Regions from separate parts of the Homo sapiens genome. Here region 1 is linked to region 2. A link is a loop called in an ENCODE intact Hi-C map of the cell type or tissue named here. Cell type or tissue: heart right ventricle. All regions are shown on one strand. Each heading gives the region's core, and the rest is flanking DNA. Links, peaks and the distances in the headings are about the cores only. Region 1 overlaps ZNF438 (zinc finger protein 438). Region 2 overlaps ZNF438 (zinc finger protein 438).

Evidence for each region. Hi-C counts contacts between places; a loop is a spot of excess contacts. Peaks named below come from ENCODE experiments on the same cell type or tissue, not always from the same donor. Only the 100,000 strongest peaks of a DNase experiment are listed, where the experiment ranks them.
Region 1: a loop joins it to region 2, with 1.8 times the contacts of the local background. A loop is called at or near these places in 3 of 110 quality-filtered maps.

The regions. Positions count from the first base shown.
Region 1 is chr10:30,909,015-30,919,358 of GRCh38, forward strand. ZNF438 (zinc finger protein 438) reads right to left here. Exons shown (of 7, transcript NM_001143768.2): 4 at 1. It also overlaps the pseudogene DDX10P1. Among named protein-coding and RNA genes, the nearest start is that of ZNF438, 120 kb to the right of the region's middle. In heart right ventricle, for the core only: no CTCF peak of the experiment used is centred there; no DNase peak of the experiment used is centred there; H3K27ac peaks cover 1,574 bases.
Region 2 is chr10:31,018,782-31,029,125 of GRCh38, forward strand. The region is part of intron 1 of ZNF438 (zinc finger protein 438); the gene reads right to left. Among named protein-coding and RNA genes, the nearest start is that of ZNF438, 7.9 kb to the right of the region's middle. In heart right ventricle, for the core only: no CTCF peak of the experiment used is centred there; no DNase peak of the experiment used is centred there; H3K27ac peaks cover 2,567 bases.

The sequences.
Region 1 (10,344 bases), core at 1,351-9,350, 110 kb before region 2:
CCTAAAAAAAGAAAACTGGATTTACAAACTTTTAAGAGAAAACTACAAAACAGTATTATTAGCATATCATTAAGGCCACATCTATATTTTTTGAAAAAATAACAGTATTTAGGATCTTACACAAAAGTCATAAAGATATTTGCCTTATCAAACTGTGTAATATGAAAGTTTACCACTTTAGTAAAGTACTAAGATTTTTTTAAATATATACATGAATATGACTTAAATACTATCTCTTGAATTATATGAAGTTACAAAACCAAAGAAATGCTTAACTTTTGTTTCTGATTATTATGTAATCATCATTCAGCACCTTCACACATATTCTCCATAAGCTTCTACTATGGAATCATGGCCATTTTTACTTGGACAATAGGAAAATTACATGACTTTCCAAATACATCAAAACTTTCTAACTGAATAAAACACAGAACTCCTGATTCTCGACTGAGATTTTACCTTCTAAAATATAGAACCCAAAATCCAAAAATAGTGCCAGAAATAATAAATCTCAGGAAATAACTTTTTAACTTTAATTTTCTTTTCCTACTCACTTTTTCATCTTTATCCTGAACCTTTGTATCATATGGCCTCTTGATGAAAGTAATAAAAGCATTTTACTTTTTAATACTGCATGGTGAATCATTTTCAAACTTGTGAGGGACAGTAGTCATGACAGAAGGGTGCTTCCATCCCAAATTAATGACACTAACTATATGATCTAATTAAATCAGAAAAAGTTAAGTATGGCAAAGGTGTTTTAGAAGCAGCTGTGCCTTAAGCAGTCATATGGTAACCACCATGGAGCCTGAATCTAAAAATATTCTTTCAAGCTGGTATGCCATGCCTTGTTCCAGTTTTGAAGACCATATCACAAAATATCCACACAAGTAGGGTACATAGAGTGATGCAAAGAGACTTCTGAGCTATCCTCATAACCAACGTAAAGGTCATGGCAGGTAAATATATTCTTTTCACAGTTTGTCTAGCTAGATCTTCTTTCACATTTGTTCTTGAGGACTGAAGCTCCCTAGGTTCAACTGGGCACTTCTTGAAAAGCAAGCTCCTGAAGCTCTCTGCCCTTGTCCAGGACAGGCTGGCTGCACAAAGACTTCAGGTTTTCCTAGGGTGTTAGAGTACAATTACCTTGTGTACTTGGTAAAGGGGGAAGAAGATTCACCTGAGACTATAGGTGAAGGGAAGAGGAAAGACCATACTTAAAGTGATCATAGATTGAAGGAAGCAAGGAACCCTGGGAAAGATGGAGAACATAAGGGTCAATGACAGCAATAATGAATAGGTGCTTAGAAACAGAAAAGAGTACTATGTTTCAGCAAATGCTTACATTCCTATAGTTCTCCAGTCTGTGTCCAGAAGAATGTGGCAATGACAGAACATCTGTTCCTCCACTCCCAGGATGAGCTTCCTATAGCCATAGATGGACAAGGAGGCAAAGATACAGTAGAAAAAAAATGCGAACACTTCAAAACCTGACTGAAGCAGAAAACAATCTGGTCAGTATGAAGAGAGTCTCAGCAGGGGCATGGTAGCATGAAGAACGGAGACACAATCTTGCAAAGGGGCAGAAAGCAACTTTATATGTTAGTATTGATATAGCACCCCTTTAAAGAACCACTGCTTTAGACGAATCTTTATTTGTATATTGGCCAAAAAAAAAAAAAAAAAAAGCCGCCTATATTTAGAGAAACTCATCATCTTTTTACCTATGGTAAAAATAAACTATTTCTTAGTATGTTCTTTAGAATTTTTGTGTAAGCATTCTGTGGTTCCTAGGCCAATCTAAATTAATACAGTTAAAATTAAAGCTATCATATTCAATATATCTTTTTATGAAAAATCGAAACTAAAATTTCATATTTTCTGGAATAGAAAACATCCAGAAGAGTCACTACAAAATGTATCAAAATCTTAGAATATGGTAGTTCAAGCAAATACATTTTCATAACTTAAAACATATGAAAAATAAATACATATAATGTTTCGTTTATGATTCACACTTCTCAGTTACATTAAATGAATCAAACTTTTAATTGGGTAAGGGAAAATCACTCTCTTGGCACATTAAAAAAATGGAGATCATTATAATTTCAAATGAGAACATCTATTTAGTAAGGTTTACAAAAAAATATAAAGCAAAAAAATCCCTTGGCCAAATAAAATGTAGCCACAGTACCAGCAGAGTTGCAATATCTAGCACTTCTCTCACCATTTATTTAGTGAATACCTGTGGGACACACTCAGCAGCTTGCTTAGTGAGATAGGGGCCCTGTCTTTAAAAAGCCAGTTGAAGAGCCTTGCTGGTGAATAAACTGTTCTCTAAAATAAGTAAAATGTAAGATAACATGTGATGTGTCAGAAGACGCTTTCAATAAAATAATTTAAATCACTACAGATGTTTGCTTTAAAAAAATGTGTTTAAAAATTTCCACAGAACATCTCATGCCTCCCGTCTCCTTCTCAGCTTTAATACTGACCTCACTTCTCAGGAGAAATGGACACATACAATACAAAAACCACATTTAGAACAGCCTAAGTCTCTGTGTCCTACAAATTCTCATCTCCTCAAACTCTGCAACTGCTCAGAAAACGATGTTTGTGGTCAACTAGGAAACTCACTGCCCAGATTATTTTTGGAAACACAAGAGCCAGCCTCTTTGATGCCTGACACTAAACCTGCTCTCCTTAACTCCTCAAACCTTCAGTACTATTCTCCTCTTCATGCTCTCTCTAGATCATTTCACCTTCATTTTCCAAAGGAAACAGAAGTTATCTGATGGAAAGTCACTCTCCTTCCTGGTATCACATACAACCTACCAAAGTGGCTCCAGTCCTTCCTACTCTGGACTTGACACACCAAAGTGGTGCCCCTCCTCCTTCCAAATGCCAGACCCTCTGCCTATGCCTAATCCCATTCTCTCCCATTTTCCCAACAACATGAAAATATTATTCCTTCTCTTGTTTATATATTCAACCTCTTCTTCTTACGCAGATCTTTTTGCACTGGTTTTTAAACAAACCCTAGTCTCTTCCTTTAAAATAACAGCAAAACAAAACCATTTGGCCCCACATCTCCCTCCAGCTATAGCTCACAGGCCTATCTAGACACTTCCTGCTTCAAATAAACTTCTCTACAGAGTTGCCTAAATGTTCTGACTTCATGTCCTCATCTCCTATTCACTCCTCATATGTGCTTGAGCCCCACTACACCACTCCTCCAAGACCCTTCTGTCAAAGTTGTCCACAGACACCATTCAGTCTTCATCTTACTGGACATGTTAGCAGTAAAACCACCATTGTTCATTATCTCCTTAACATCCCCTTTCTCTTCTTTTATATCAACCAGAAGTCCCTCGTCTTTCCTTCTGCCTATCTTGCCATCCTTGGCCACTGAATGCTGAAGAGCCTCAAGGTAAACATCATGTCTCACTTTATATTCTCTCCCTAGGATATCTCATCCATTTCACAGAGATGTAAATAAAAATGAACTTTTTTGTTCTGTACTTTTAATCTCTAGTCCAGACCCCTTCTATGAGCTCCACACCTACATATCTGTAGGTCCATATCTGTCTACACAGGCAGCATACAGAATGATAAGGTGCATGGGCTCTGGAGGTGAACTACGTAGATTTAAATCCTGTTTCTTCCACTTACTGTCTGACATTGGACAAGTCTCTTAACATTTCTGTGTTTCCATGTCCTCAGCTTAAAAAATGCTGTAATAACTGTAAATGCTCAAAAATATTGGCTATTATCATTATTACTATTTGACCTTTCCTCTTGTGTGTCTCAAAGCCATCTGAAATGTTCTGCCTTTGAAATGCATGATGTTCCCAAAATGTGATCTGCTGCTGGAATTCCCTCGCTGTCTAAATGCTGTAATCAGAAATCTAGTAGTTATTTTTAATACAGTTCTCTTTCCTCTCCCATTTCTAATACAACATATCTGTTGGGATTTAAGGATTAAATCTGTTATCTTTTCTATAACTGCACCACTATAACTTTACCCCAAGGTCCATCCTCTCCAGTGTACCCCACTAAAATGGCCTGTAACCAGTCGAGACACTTCCACCCTTTACCCCAAAGCACCATCCACGCTGCAGCCAAAAGGATCTTTACAGATTGCAAATCTGGACAAGTCAACTTCATGCTTAAAACCCTTTATTTGTTTCTCATTGGTCTTAGAATAAGCACTGATCTTTATTAAATATGACCTAAAAAGCTCTATAAGGTCTGAACTCTGCCTCCCTCTCCAGTCCAATTTCATACCATATATTCCCTTGGTTCTCTCAGCCCATTCTCCACTTGGCTTGATTCCAATTCTTCCTGCTTGCTTTGCTCCTTCCCACCACAGGGTCTTTGCCCATGCCCTTTCTTTTCTCTGTTTAAAATGCTATTTCTTCCTCCTCTTCTCCTAGTTGACTCTTATTCATCCATCAGATTTTTGCTTAAATGTATCCTCCTTAGGGAAGCCTTCTCTGGCCTCCCAGATGAAGCCAAATACTTTTATTCTTGGTACTCATCATCTTACCCCTTTCTTTCAGGTTAGAGAAAGAGTAAGTGAATTTAGGGAGGAAGGAGGAAAGAAGTATCTTAGTCAGCCTAGAAATTAAGACACTTAATCATTTAGTTGGAAAAGCAAGCACAGGCACAAGGGGAAGAAGAATTACTTAGGTAACAATAGGTTATATGAAGAGAATTACGTGGGTAATCACAGGCTGTAAAAGGAAAGAAAAAACTAAATAGCAAATCTTCTGGAATAAGAACAAGGAACTTCTCTTGTATCTCCAACCTCACAGTTTTTATTAAAATGAGTTAGGGAATAGAATGTTCCCACTGGAACTATATGTTCGGTATACAGGTGATGATTCATCCAGTCTTAGCATATTAAGCCATAGACAAATCCAATCCAAATGACTAAAATGACAAAAAATATGTAATTTTAATAGGTTAATTTCAACAATGTCCTAAACACGTTTTAAACTGATATTTTGCATTATTGCTTCACATTTTATGTGTGCGTATAAACTAAAAATCAAAATTGATTTTAATGGAATACCACTTAGTAATCGAAATGAACAAGTTATTAATAAACACAAGTTGGATGAATCTCAAGGAAATAATATTAATTTCGAGACAATCTCAAGAGAATGAAAAAGTTAAATTAAAAAAGTTAAATCAAAAAAGTTAAATCTAAGGATCCATTTAAATAACATTTTTAAAATGGAAAAATTATGGCAACAGGGGGCAGATTAGTGGTTGCCAGGGGTTAGGGACAGGGGTGGGAAGTGGGAAGGTAGATGAGTGTGATTATAAAAGGCCAACATGATGGAATCTTTGTGATGGAAATGTTCATCTTGACTGTAGTAGATACAAGAAGCTACACATGTGATAAAAATTAGATAGAACTAAATAAATACACACACAAATGAGTTCGAGAAAAACTAGGAAAATCTGAATAAGATCTAGAATGCATCAGTGTTAATATCCTGGATGTTACCACTGGGGGGATTGTGTAAGCGGTGCATGGAACATATATTATCTCTTGTAACTGCATGCAAATTTACAATTATCCCAAACTTAAAAGTGTCATTAAAAAACAGCTTTAAAGTGGTTTCACAGCATTTCTCAAAGACACTGGATTATATATACTCGACTACAGAATTCCAATTTTTTAAAAGGAGGCTTCCTCCAGTTTCTTCATGTTCTACCTTTGTTGCTGTCAGCCCATGAAGAAAGGGAGATTTAGGTAGACAGAAAGAAATGTCTTGAGGTTGTAATGAACACAATAAAAAAAAATCAATATTTTTAAAAAGTAGATCTTAAAATGTACTTGAAAGTTTGAAATCATAATGACATAAACAACTATTTATGACCTAAGAAGAAATGCCTACTTTGGTACTTTGAAGTATTAAAAAAAATCACATAGAATTAAATTACAAAGCTCAAAACTTGTTTAGGCAGCTGGTCTTTTTTAAAATCAAGGAACTTTAAACCTACAATTCTAATAGGCTTACTGGTGACACCCCAATCCTTTGAAAAATAAATGAAATATCATAAATCATTTGACAGTTTTTAAGCTTAGATTTTTATCATCAGTCAGACTCTTTAAAAATAAAAAAGCAATATGAAAGGATAGGATCTTGCTTTGTGCCCTATGAAGTTTAAGATAGAAAATAAATCATACTATTAAATGTCATTTAGAACCTTAACTTCAATACTTAGGATGAAATTGGCATAATATTCATGGTCATTCCTATGAGAATTCATGCAAGTCGAGTAGCTTTTCTTACAAGATATTGCAGAACTCTGGCACTTCCTGTGATAAATGAAGCAATAAGGCTTTGGAATTGCAATTGTGTATATTTAGGTACTTCATATAAGCAACCAGACTGTCATCTTGCTGGATATCTAGCACTATGAATTTATTATTTGTTATCCAAAGGAATGTTTGAATACTTATAAAGAGTAAAGGGTTGGGGTAAGCCCTTAACATTTAAAGCTACAAATGTAGGACTATATAGGAAGCCACAGTGTCCAACCTTAATTTTCTCGGCAAGTTAATTTAATGAAAAATATTCACAGATTTTTCAGGAAGTGCAGAGATGAAAAAATCTATAAATATCTTGAAAATGTTTAGGATTCAACATAACATTAAGATCTAGATATTAGCCACAGCATCCTGAGAATTTTTATCACAGTGAAGTTGCAAGAAAATATATTATGGGAGTCATTCTCCATGACCTGGTTTTAAGGTAAATTCATTGATGGGTCAATAATCAGTTCAACTCATAAAAGTGTGCTTTGAGAAGTCAGCTGAACCAGCATTAGTGGAAAGAGGTCAAAGCCGGGCCCTCTCAGTTATCTGGCCCATCCTATTTTAAAAGAATTCTGTTGGAGGAGATTCATTCCAAAGGCCAAAAAAATTACTTCTGTCTTTTCTGATGGTTTCATTTACCCATCACATAAGTGAAAATCCATAATTTTCTTTCCCTTCTTGAAGCAATAATGGCGGAACTTCTGAGAAACAGTCTCAGAAGATTTATACTGTACCAATATAAATCCCAATCATTTTAGATTTCAGTAGTTCTTCTAATTCGCTTTTAAGATACAGCCACCAAAACTGTGGCCTCCAAATAAGGCCACTAATGTCACATCCATATCAAGCTGTATAGGCATTTGATAAACACTTGAATGACTGAATTAGTGACAGCAGAAAGCCTACTTCTCATATTTTGCATATCGTATTATTGCTAAGAAGTATCCTTAAAGATTATTTAAGTGTACCTCTAATTTCTCAAGAAATTAAATGCTGAATACATACCAAATAGTATTTTCAACAAATGTGCAAGTTATAAATAGTAAAATGAACACCTGTTTTCCCACTAGCCAGTTTAGAGAATACATTACTTATAACTTTGAAGTCCCCTTTATGGCCTTTCCCATTCCAATTCCAATCCTTTTTCCCATGCCTTCTCTCCAGCTATCCTTTTTTGTTGTTGTTGTTTTTGCTTTCCTTTATAGTGTTACCATATGTATCCCTAATATCTTGCTTAATTTTGCAAGATTTTGGATGGAGTTATATTGGTTGGAATCATATTGGAAGTATTCTTAAGTTTCTTGGTTTTATTCTGTTCATGAGACTTATCCATGATGATATGTTTGAATGTGGCACAATTTGTGTCTTCTCTTATTGATGGATATCTGAGTTGTTCCCAGCTTTCTGGAACATATTATGTATTTCTCTATGTAGATTACCAAGAGTTTCTATGCCTCAGAGTGGAGTTGCTTGGTTGATATATGCACAACTTATTAGTTAATGCAAATGTATTATATGGTTGATTCAATTTGTATAACCACTAGCAGGGCAAGATAAGTTCAGGATGCTCCAACATTTTTGCCAATCTAATGGACATAAAAAAGTACTTCCTTGTGATTTTTAAAGCTCTTTTTTATTTCTTGAGGCAAAATTTATATAAAATGAAATGCACCAATCTTAAGTGTACCATTCCATAAGTTTTTTTACAAATGCATATACCTTGTAACCCAAATCATTACCACTACCCAAAGTTTGTTCCTTCAAAATCCTTCCCAGTCAGTTCCCGTCCCATCCCCTAGAAGCAACGACTTTTCTCATCCTTTCCCCTCACAGATAATTTGCCAGTGTTTCATTTTATGAATAACCACAGTCTGTTTATCCATTCTCTTACTGATGGGAAGCTGGGCTATTCCAGTTTCTGGCTAGTATGATTGAAGCTATATTATGCACATATATTATGTATGTACTTCTCATAAGAATCTTTTTGGTCGATTTTTATTTTCATTTCTCTTAGGCAAATATCTAGGAGAACTGCTGAATCATTGGGTAAGTGTATTTAACTTCATAAGAAACTGCCAGATCTTTTTCCTCAAGTGGTATACCTAATGTATAAGAATGCCAGTTGCTCTAGATCCTATCTGATTTTAGACAGTATGGTGGGTTTCTCATTCTCATTTTAACCTGCATTTCCCAGATGACAAATGACGCTGATCACATGCTTACTAATCATTTGAATATCTTCCGTTGTGCAGTGTCTGTGTTACAAAGTGTCTTTTCAAATCATTTGTTCCCTATTCCTTTTTAGTTTCTGGTTGTTCCGCTTTTTGTTATGGAGCTGTATAAATTAGCTATATATTCCTTTGACAAATATACATTTAGCAAATATTTTTCTCAGTCTGTGGCTTGTTTTTTGTTTTCTTAGTGGTATCTTTTGATAAACACAAGTTTGGTTTTTTCAATGAAGTCTATTCTTTAAAGCTTTTCTCTTACAGTGATTGCTTTCTACATCCTAAGAAATCTTTGCCTACCCCCAAGTCATAAGGATATTCTCTGATGTTTTCTTAAATTCGTATGGCTTTAGCTTTTTATATTTAGTAGTATGATTCATCTCAAATAGATTTATATGCATGATGCAAGACAGAAATTGAGATTTATATTTTTGCTTGTGGATATCTAGTTGACCCAGCACCATTTACTGCAACACTTTCCTTTCCCTACTTGGTTGCTTTGGATTTGTTTGAAATCAAAGGACTATATAAATGGGTCTATGGCCTCTGTTCAATTGCATTAATTTATTAGTTTATCCTTATGGCAGCACCATGCTATCTGGATTACTGCAGCTTTATAGTTATGGTACAAATTCAAGTCTTCCACCTATGTTTTTAAGATTCGTCAGATTTTCTCAGTCTTTTACATTTCTATGTAACTTTTAGAATTAGCTTGCTAATTTTACAAAAAGGCCCGTGGATTTATGCTAGGGATTATGTTGAATCTACAGATCAATTTTGAGGGAAATGTCATTTAATTGAGTTTTCCAACCATATGGCATCTCTCTTCATTTATTTCTATCTTTAATTTTTCTCAGTATAGTTTTGTTGTTCTTACAGATTTTGCATGTCTTTTGTTGAATTTATTCCTAAATGTTCTACTTTTATTAGAAATAGGAAATAGGTTCTATTAATGATCATCTCAATTCAAAAATACTCATTTCTCAGGGTGCCTCCATCGCATTTTCACTCCTTGGAAACATTAAAAACATGAAAATCGTGAGAAAGTTTAATATTAAATAGTACATACTATATTCTGTATGGTAAACAAGACAAGAATTTCTAAAAATGAATGGAGATTCTACAAGTTGGCAGTAAAATAAAGGAATGGACTAAAGTCTAACAATATACATGCTGGAAATCAGGCTGGGGAATTTTTATAATCCACACACATTTTAAGTAGATTATCTGATGGGGAAGAAAGGTGTCAGACATACCATTACCTCAGTCTGCAGTTGCATCGATCTTTTAGGTATGGGACTTTTGCTACCTAACTACTCCAAAGCTTTTTTGACATCTGACCCACGCAGTCATGAGCACAGGTTTCAAGGAGAGGAGAAGAGCAGCAAGTATTTAGCTTTCATTTTGAGCAGATATAGTTTAAGCTCTTAGATAAAATTTAAGCTCTTTGTCTTCTGCTAGAGACAGAACTGTATCCAGAGACTCTGAGGATTCCTACTTGGCCTTCTTTCATTTGCAACTTGTTATAATAGTAGTTTCACATTGTCCACTTTACTGTGGCTCCTTTTCTTCCTTCTATGGGTTTTCCTGAACTACTAATTTTATTTTCCGTATCTTCACTATCTGATTCTTCAGACATCTGTATGTACGAGGATCTAAGAGTGAATTAATCGAATTTCCCATTATTACCACTGAGATCCTAAAAGACATTCCCTTCATCTTTGGCCTTGCTGGCCTCTCTTTTTGCTTCCCCTTTGAAGTATTTTCTCCATATGCTTT
Region 2 (10,344 bases), core at 1,492-9,491:
TCCAGGAACCTAGGCAGAGGGATCTTTAGGTTCAAGGTAACTGTTGCCATTCCAGTTGCTGCTGCTTTCAGTTAGGGGGAAAGGGAGAGGGGTGGGCAGACGAAGTTCAGGACAAGCACCTTATATTTACAAAGATAACTCAGAATTTGCACATATCACTTGTGTTCTTATCTAACTGGCCCAAATCTAATCACAAAGTCATACTTATTGGCAGGAGGAGTTTAAAAACAGTCTCTATGTACATAGCCATGTATCTGGCTAAACCAACAGGGTTCTGGTAGTAGAAGAAAGGAGGAATTAGATATTGGAGCAGAATTAGCAGTCTTTGCCACACTCTCATACAATCTATTCTCCATAGTCATCAGAGTTTCTTTAAAGGCACGGTTCAGACAATGGCACCCTCTGTTCCAAACCCTCCAGGGCTTCCTATTTCACTTAGCATAAAAACCAAAGTCCTCACAATGACCGACAAGTCTTCACACAATGTGCCCCTTCATTGCCTCTCTAACCTCATCTCCTAATATTGTTCCCATAAAATAAATACCAAATGTATTAAAAACCAATGTATAAAAGCTAAAACTATAATGCTAATGAAAGAAAAAGTTAAATAACATATTTGCAACCTTGGGATGACGAAAGATTTCTTCAAGATCTCAAAAGCATAAACATGGAAAAATTTTGATGGCGTCAACTTTGATGAATTGGACACCACAGACAAAATTAGAAGATAGGCAAAAGACTGGAAGAATATGTTTGCAACATCTAAAAAGGCAAGGGATTAAAATCCAGTGTATGCCAAGAACTGCTGCAAAAACAACAACCAAAAGATAGAAAGTGCAACTGAAAATCTGACAAAAAGGCAGAGGCAGACAATTCACAGAAAGTGAAGTTAAGTTTGCCAGATAATATACAGGATGCCCCACTGAATCTTAATTTCAGATAAATAATTGTTGTTTTTTGTAGAAGCGTGTCCTGCATATTGCATGGCCCATACTTACACTAAAAATTTATTTGTTGCTTACCTGAAACTCAACCTTAACAAGGTATCTGTATTTTTATTTGCTAAATTTGGAACTGTAAGTGAAATCCATACGAGTAAATGAAGAGAATCTCACTCTCACTCACTAGTAATTAAAAAAATGCAAATTAAAATTTGAGCTACCATTTTACCCATTATACCAGCAAAGACTAGAAAATAAGGCTTTTATTGAAGAACATGTAACTCTTTTTTTCCATTTTACTACAAAAGATAACCTAACCTAAGATTCTTTATCATATCACTAGGCAAATAAGAGCCCAACTATTCACTGCATGTACACAGAGAAAAACACATTTCAAATCCATTTATTTCATACTGCAGATAACAAGAATAATGCTAGTAACCATATTCAGGAATCAATTTTTTCCTAGGAATTTTAAGTACATATTTAGCGTGAACCTAAAACAATCAAAAGGGTGAGATTGTAGTTTAGAGTTTATTCAAGCACAAAGGTTGAGGACTGCAGCCAGGGACACACTTCCAAGTTGCCTAGCTGAGTGCTCCAGAAAACAAAAGAGAGTCTCAAGTTTTTAAAGAAAAAAAGGACGAATCAGGAGAGGCGGCAATTACAAAAGCTGTTCATCAGAAATTCTCATTGGTTTACAAAAATAACATTGCTTGGTGATTGGATATACGTTGTTGAACTACAGGGTATATGGCATTTTATGGGTACTTGGCGTCAGTTAGTCTGGAGCCCCAATAGCAAGCAGCTTGAAGAGGTCATTATTTAGCTCTAGGGGGAATGAGATGTGACTGCTGTTACATTTTAAATTCCTTTCTGGGCCTGATGGTTTAAAGGAGGTTGCATTCCCAAATAAAAAGGATTTTTTTTATTTCTCCTTAGTATAAATTTATAAAGTTTAACTGTTAAAGATAACAGTGTTTGAATATCTTTTAGTAAACAACAGCTCTGTCAAAAACAATATTACTTATTGTTCATAATGTTAATGTTATATTATAAATAATTTTATAATATATTAACTATAGTATTAATTTTCACACTAGGCTAAGATTAACCTCTTAAGGTTAACTATCATACAGGTCAGAAATTTGGTCTGTCAACAGAGACAAGAATCAGACTTTACATTTTCAAAGAGTGTTTCCATAAAAATATCTAAATCACACATAGTTTTACCACTGGATTATTCCTACCTGGAAGGCAGGAATGAAGGTATGACACAAAAGCTGTAGATTAAGGAAGGAAATAGGGGCTGCATATAAAAACAACAGCAACTTTTTTTTTTTTTTTTTTTTGAGACAGGCTCTCACTCTGTCACCCAGGCTGGAGTGCAGTGGCGCAATCTCAGCTTACAACAGCATCCATTTTTTAACATGTTATGAACTTATTACATACATAAATACAGACAGCACTTAGGGCATTTAAAAATAAAACTTCAATACAAAAAAGAAATTACACCAAAAACTCATTCTGACTTCTATAACTTCTAAGATAATGAATGCCCTAAATTTATTTTAACATCTCCATAGGAAAATAATAATTTAAAATATTACTGTGAAAGATCAATTTAGAAAAATGTTTTGTCACAGAGTAAATAGTTATAGATAGTACAGTAGTTCTTTATTTCATACTGAAAAAGAAAAATATTCTAAATAAATGTTAAACAACTGAAATATTGGGTTGGTGCAAACGTTCATTGCAGGTTTTGTATTGTTGGAATTTGCCGTTTGATATTGGAATACATTCTTAAAATAAATGTGGTTATGCTATATATCATTTTAATGGACATTTCTCACTTTGTTTTTTTTCTTAATGATTTATTATTTGCTGTTTATTTTATATTTATTTTAGACTATGGAAATGATGTTAGACAAATAGCAAATTCCAGCGATTTTCTTATTCGGGGTCAAAATGGTTCATAAAGCAGCAGAGACAACTCACAACACCAACAACGCATTTGGCCTAGGAACTACTAACAAATACTACCAAAAACTACACCACAATACAGTGGTGGTTCAAGAAGTTTTGCAAAGGAGACTCAAAAATGAGGAACATCATTGGCCTGCCATCAGAAGTTGACAAATGACCAATTGAGAGCAATCATTGAAGTTGATCGTCTTACAGCTAAGTGAGAAGCTGCCAAAGAACTCAACATTGACCATTCTACGGTCGTTTGGCATTTGAAGCAAATTGGAAAGTTGAAAAAGCTCAATAAATGGGTGCCTCAGGACCTGAAGGAAAATTTTTTAAAATTGTCATTTTGAAGTGCCATCTTATACTACACAACAATAATGAACCATTTCTCAATCGGATTGTGACGTGTGACAAAAAGTGGATTTTATACGACAACTGGCAACGACCAGCTCAGTGGCTGGACCCAGAAGCTCCAAAGCACTTCCCAAAACCAAACTTGCACCAAAAAAAGGTCATAGTCACTGTTTGGTGGCCTGCTGCCGCTCTGATCCACTACAGCTTTCTTCCTTTTTTTTTTCTTTTTTTTGAGACGGAGTCTCACTCTGTCACCCAGGCTGGAATGCAGTGGTACAATCTCAACTCACTGCAACCTCTGCCTCCGAGGTTCAAGCAATTCTCCTGCCTCAGCCTCTCAAGTAGCTGGAACTACAGGTGCACACCACCATGCCTGGCCAATTTTGTATTTTTAGTAGAGACAGGGTTTCGCAATGTTGGCCAGGCTGGTCTCGAACTCCTGACCTCAGGTGATCCACCCACCTCGGCCTCCCAAAGTGCTGGGATTACAGGCGTGAGCCACCACACCTGGCCCACTACAGCTTTCTGAATCCTGGTGAAACCATTACATCTGAGAAGTACACTCAGCAAATCAATGAGATGCACTGAAAACTGCAACACCTGCAGCCAGCGTTGGTCAACAGAAAGGGCCCAATTCTTCTTCATGACAATGCCCAACCGCACGACACACAACAAACGCTTCGAAAGCTGAATGCATTGAGCTATGAAGTTTGCCTCATCCGCCATATTCACCTGACCTCTTGTCAACCACCACTTCTTCAAGCATCTCGACAACTATTTGAAAGGAAAATGCTTCCAAAACCAGCAGGTTTTTGGAAAGCAGAAAATGCTTTCCAAATCCCAAAGCATGAATTTTTAAGCTACAGGAATGAACAAACTTATTTCTCATTGGCAAAAATGTGTTGATTATAATGCTTCCTGCTCTGATTAATAAAGACGTGTCTGAGCCGACTTATAATGATTTAAAATTCACGGTCCAAAACCGCAATTACTTTTGCACCAACCTAATACTTTATATAAATGGTACTATGATCTAATAATTATAGTAACATGATTTGCAAATACTAAAATATTTTGCTTGCCTTGTTCTATAAAATATATGTAATATAATCACTAATCTTTCATAATGTTGATCAGAATACTTTCCAAGTAACATTCAAAAAGTAATCACTTCTAGATGTATCTCTAATAACAGCAAAAACAACAGACTTCTAGATCTATAATTCGGCATCTATCAAGACTAATTGTGGCAGGCACATAATATAACACACTCCCAAAAGAGAAAAAAAATAGACATAACCTTCACCATAGACAGCACAGCCTTCACCATAATTTTTAAAGCATTAATATATTTCCACAAATAATATATTACCTCTTGAACTACATATAAAAATAATCCTTGAGGCAGCCTGGGTTCCAAATATATTGTCCTGAAATTGATAGACAGAAAACAAGTGATATTTGTACATCCATTTTTCTTTTAAGTTTCAGAAGAAAAGCAAAATCAAAAGTATGTTATATTAGCGCCATAGCTAACATCAACATGTTTGACATAAAAAGTACGTATTCTTCAACTTCAAGAAAGGAAAAGATTGTTCTTTGGCTCTAGTCCTAAGCTGGAAACAAGTAACCACAAAACCAGTTTTAAATCTACCCCAGTCAATCCATCCTTAAAGTCTACTCAACCTTTCCACTTAAGCACTTTGCCAACAAAGTAAGCCAATCAGCAACTGCCCCGCTTCAGTACCTTTGCTCCTCAAAGCCGGTCAGTCTCTAAACTCTAAGTTTAAAGCTGGCTAATCCTTAAATTTTTGCACTTTTCAAAATCAGCCAATCTCAAACTCTGTGCTTCCTCAAAACCCTACATAAAAACGTCTCTGCCTGTTTAAAGGACTGTCTTCTGCAAGCACGGTTCTCCCCTACCCAGCAAGTATGGTTTACCAAAACTCAGGTAAGTTTCTACTTAAGTCAAATTAGAATAGGCTTACAAACACTGAATTACCAATGATTCAAGTGGCAACATGAGTTTCAAGAAACCTAATTAAGTTAGGCAAAGATTCTGTGAATTTATCCAGAAATTGTCAGATTTATTTATTGGAGAATATCTGAAGACACAGAATAGCTCAGTGGAAACAGCCAAACTACATTATGAGTTGGGTGGCACTGAATAGGTTATTTAATATCTCTAAACCAACTTCTTTTTCTATAAAATGAGAGTAATAACTCTATTTCACAGTATTGTCAAGAAGATTAAATGGGATAACAATAACTGGTAACTTTAAAAGATTCCTAGGTACGGCCGAGCGCAGTGGCTTACGCCTGTAATCCTAGCACTTCGGGAGGTGAAGGCGGGCGGATCACGAGGTCAGGAGATCGAGACCATCCTGGCTAACACGGTGAAAACCCGCCTCTACTAAAAAAATACAAAAAATTAGCCGGGCTTGGTGGCGGGTGCCTGCAGTCCTAGCTACTAGGGAGGCTGAGGCAAGAGAATGGCGTGAACCCGGGAGGCGGAGCTTGCAGTGAGCCAAGATCGCGCCACTGCGCTCCAGCCTGAGCGACAGAGCGAGACTCTGTCTCAAAAAAAAAAAAAGATTCCTAGGTATAAAGTTCTAGATTTGCTTTCATCACTAACTTATTAACACATATGGAAAGTCATTTAACCTAAGTCTGTTTCTTCATTGGTCTAATAGTGAGGATAATGCATGCCCTACACATTTTATGGGCTGTTTGTAACAATCAAAAATGAAAATTAATGTGAAAAGGATTTTGACAGATATAAACCATGAAACTGTGAAATAGCTAATTTAACATATACAACAATAAAGGGAATTCACACTAGGAAACCTGTTACAATCCAGGATTATATAAAGTCCAGATTAAATTAATTTTAGTAAGAAAAATATTCATAGCCAAAAACAAATACAAAACCACTAGACACACTAGCAACCAAAAAAATTCAAGGCTACTATTATTAGCTCCAAGAATTATTTCCCATTCAGTAAATGAACCAAATTAGCTCAGCTATCCAACAAACTAAAAGCAGTACAACACAATCCTTTGTCCAAGTCAGGCATTTGCCACTTAAAACTACCACCTCCATTTCTAAAGCAAAAAAATAAAAAAATAAAAAAGGAGGAACAGAAGGAAGGAGGGAGTGAAGGAAGAAAAGATATTACAGAATTTCTCAACATCAGGAGTACTGACATTTTGAACTGGATAATTTTCTGTTGTTGAGAAGTTGTCTTGTACATTGTGGGACATTCAGTGACATGCTATAATGGCCTCAATCCACTAGATGCTAGGAGTAATGTCCCCACACACAAATGTGACAACCAAAAATGTTTTCTAGACATTGCCAAATGTCCCCAGAGTGTGTTGGAAAGTAAAAAATCATTCTGAGTTCAGATTCTTCACAGTATCATCTTCCAGTATTTATTTCACACTGCTTGGTGGCTTGCAATGCAGACTGAAATTAATAGCTTTGCAATTGAAGAACCAAATAAGAAAATACTCCCTGTAGAATAGTAACAACTTGAAGAATAATAGCTACGTAGTTATGGTTAAATTATTCCTTTCATCGACATACTGGTTTTGCTTACTATTCCCTAAGAATTTTCTTCTGGGTGTTCTTTTGGGGTTAAAACTTGGTTAACCTGTCACTAAAGCTTAGTCTCCACCTAGACTTACTAATTATTAGCCATTAGTGTAATGTGTTAAAATCAAACCTAAAGATTTTAATTTTTAAGCAACCAAATGTGAAATGAAGCAAAAATAAGTGCTACTTATATAAATTATTTAAATATATTCAAACATTTAGAGTGTAAAGTACACAAACAAGCATCCAGCTACTACTACAAATATATATGAGTTGAAGATAATAATGCAAAAATAAAAGTGATTGCAAGAAGTAGAATTTTGACAAAAACAAGAAATGGGGAAAGGATTCCCTATTTAATAAACGGTGCTGGGAAAACTGGCTAGCCATATTGAGAAAGCTGAAACTGGATTCCTTCCTTACACTTTATACCAAAATTAATTCAAGATGGATTAAAGACTTACATGTTAGACCTAAAACCATAAAAACCCTGGAAGAAAACCTAGGCAATACCATTCAGGACATAGGCATGGGCAAGGACTTCATGTCTAAAACACCAAAAGCAATGGCAACAAAAGCCAAAACTGACAAATGGGATCTAATTAAACTAAAGAGCTTCTGCACAGCAAAAGAAACTACCATAAAGAGTGAACAGGCAACCTACAGAATGGGAGAAAATTTTTGCAATCTACCCATCTGACAAAGGGCTAATATCCACAATCTACAAAGAACTTAAACAAATTTACAAGAAAAAATCAAACAACCCCATCAACAAGTGTGCAAAGGATATGAACAGACACTTCTCAAAAGAAGACATTTATGCAGCCAACAGACACATGAAAAAATGCTCATCATCACTGGCCATCAGAGAAATGCAAATCAAAACCACAATGAGATACCATTTCACACCAGTTAGATTGGCGATCATTAAAAAGTCAGGAAACAACAGGTGCTGGAGAGGATGTGGAGAAATAGGAACACTTTTACATTGTTGGTGGGACTGTAAACTAGTTCAAACACTGTGGAAGACAGTGTGGCGATTCCTCAAGGATCTAGAACTAGAAATACCATTTGGCCCAGCCATCCCATGACTGGGTATATACCCAAAGGACTATAAATCATGCTGCCATAAAGAGACATGCACACGTATGTTTATTGTGGCACTATTCACAATAGCAAAGACTTGGAACCAACCCAAATGTCCATCAATGATAGACTGGATTAAGAAAATGTGGCACATATACACCATGGAATACTATGCAGCCATAAAAAAAGGATGAGTTCATGTCCTTTGTAGAGACATGGATGAAGCTGGAAACCATCATTCTGAGCAAACTTTCACAAGGACAGAAAACCACACACCACATGTTCTCACTCACAGGTGGGAATTGAACAATGAGAACACTTGGACACAGGGTGGGGACCATCACATACCAGTGCCTGTCGTGGGGTCGGGGGAGGGGGAAGGGATAGCATTAGGAGACATACCTAATGTAAATGACGAGTTAATGGGTGCAGCACACCAACATGGGACATGTATACATATGTAACAAACCTGCATGTTGTGCTCATGTACCCTAGAACTTAAAGTATAATTTAAAAAATAAATTTAATTAAAAAAAGAATTATATTTAAATGCTCAGTATGTACTATCACTGGGCTAGACACACTGTTTTCAACAATAAATCTTCATATATATAAAAGTACTCATAAAATAGTTTAAAATTTGCTTGTGCAAATGTAAATTTTAAAAGGAATCTGAATTTTATTTACTATCTAGGATGTTATATTTCGCATGGTCAGTGTTAGAAACAGAGGGTCCTGTTGTTTTCAGATAGAACTTACCATCACTCCCCCTCTGCTGGGAGCTACCTGACACAATTAAATAACCATCAACCTGCCCTCACTGTGCCTGAACTTAAAAGTCAATAACACCTGAGCATCAATAGGCTATTGACTATGCAATTTTACTTTATACCATATATGGGTATCTGATGTTCCTGGGAAACTAACTGCAAATGTGGTGTAAATAAAGACTAATCATTTCAACTCCATTAAATGTAGGGAAGCTACAAGAGCAGATTTAAAACGTTGTGAACTGCAAAATGAGATGGCACCCCTCTACATTTACGTTAGTAGAGGGCTTCTGTTTAGAGTAATCATAGATCTGGTTATTTAGATACTTTCCCAATGAAAGCTTAAAACAAAATATAATTTTATATATTTTTAAAAATTCTGAAATTAACCATAAAATCTACGGCAGTGCAATTTTATATAATTCTTACATGGTTTAAATTTGAAATACTCATGTTAGGAAGTAACAAAATTGTGACAACTGTTGAGGTTATGGTATGCCATGAAAGATCTACGGGAACAAGACACATCTTTTTTTGTTTGTATTTTTCTAGTCTCCATGTTCTACAATGATCCAGCTATACGAGATGTAATCTGCAATTCCACCTACAATATATATCACCAGATCCCCTTTCTATGACAAAAAAAAAATACATGTCAATGTTAGAGATGGTCAGCAAAGAAACTCAAACTTATTCCAATAGGTGGAACTTTGGCATGACACACTTAAACCGGTGGAAACCTGCCTGAATACTTCACCCAACCCCTCCATCACCCTCTATTATGCAAGCTGCAACATTTCAAGCCAACTCCCTTATTTCTCTGGTGAGCCCTGTCAACACTGAGGTAATAGAACTGGAAAAACTCATCACTTCAAAAGGACAGTCAAATATCAGAATTTATTTCATTTGGTAAAAATTCTATCATTGCCAAATAAAGCTAATGCAAATATAGTAAAATATGCATGATTTTGAGTAATTCTTTTGTTGAAAAGGACTCTTGGGGAGCCTCAACTTCATCCTGCAACAGCTTAGGCATTCTTTTGCCCCTTTGCCCTTTTCATGCCCCATCTCACAAGTCATGGAAGCTGGGGAGGGGAGGGTGCAGAAAACCCAAATGAACTAATCGGCATGTATTTATGCATTTAGTCTACTCTAATTTTATTCCCACAGGTTTTTCCTCATACCCTGCTCCTCTAAGGTAAAGAACTGTTTTATTCATCTCTGAACTTCCAAAACCTAACCAAATGCCCATTATATAAAGTCATCCCTAACATCTACTACACAGCAGGCACTGGATTAGGGACTAGAGATAGAGAAGTCAAAGAGACAGACCTTGCCCCTACGGAACCTACAGTGGGGAATACCAGATACTGGCTGCATGAACCCAGTCAGGTCGTAATCAAAGACCAGTTAGCACAGTCCCACTGCCTATAATCTTTCTCCCACAGACAACCAAAGCTTAGATGAAAAACAAAAGCATGCTTTCTCTTCAGAAAAATAAATGGGTATCTCCAACCCTGACCACTCCCCTGAGTTCCATATTCACAGGCATGCATACTCAACATGTTCACTCGGAGGTGGTTACAGGGATTCAATGCATGGACTCCAAAGCCACAATGCTTAG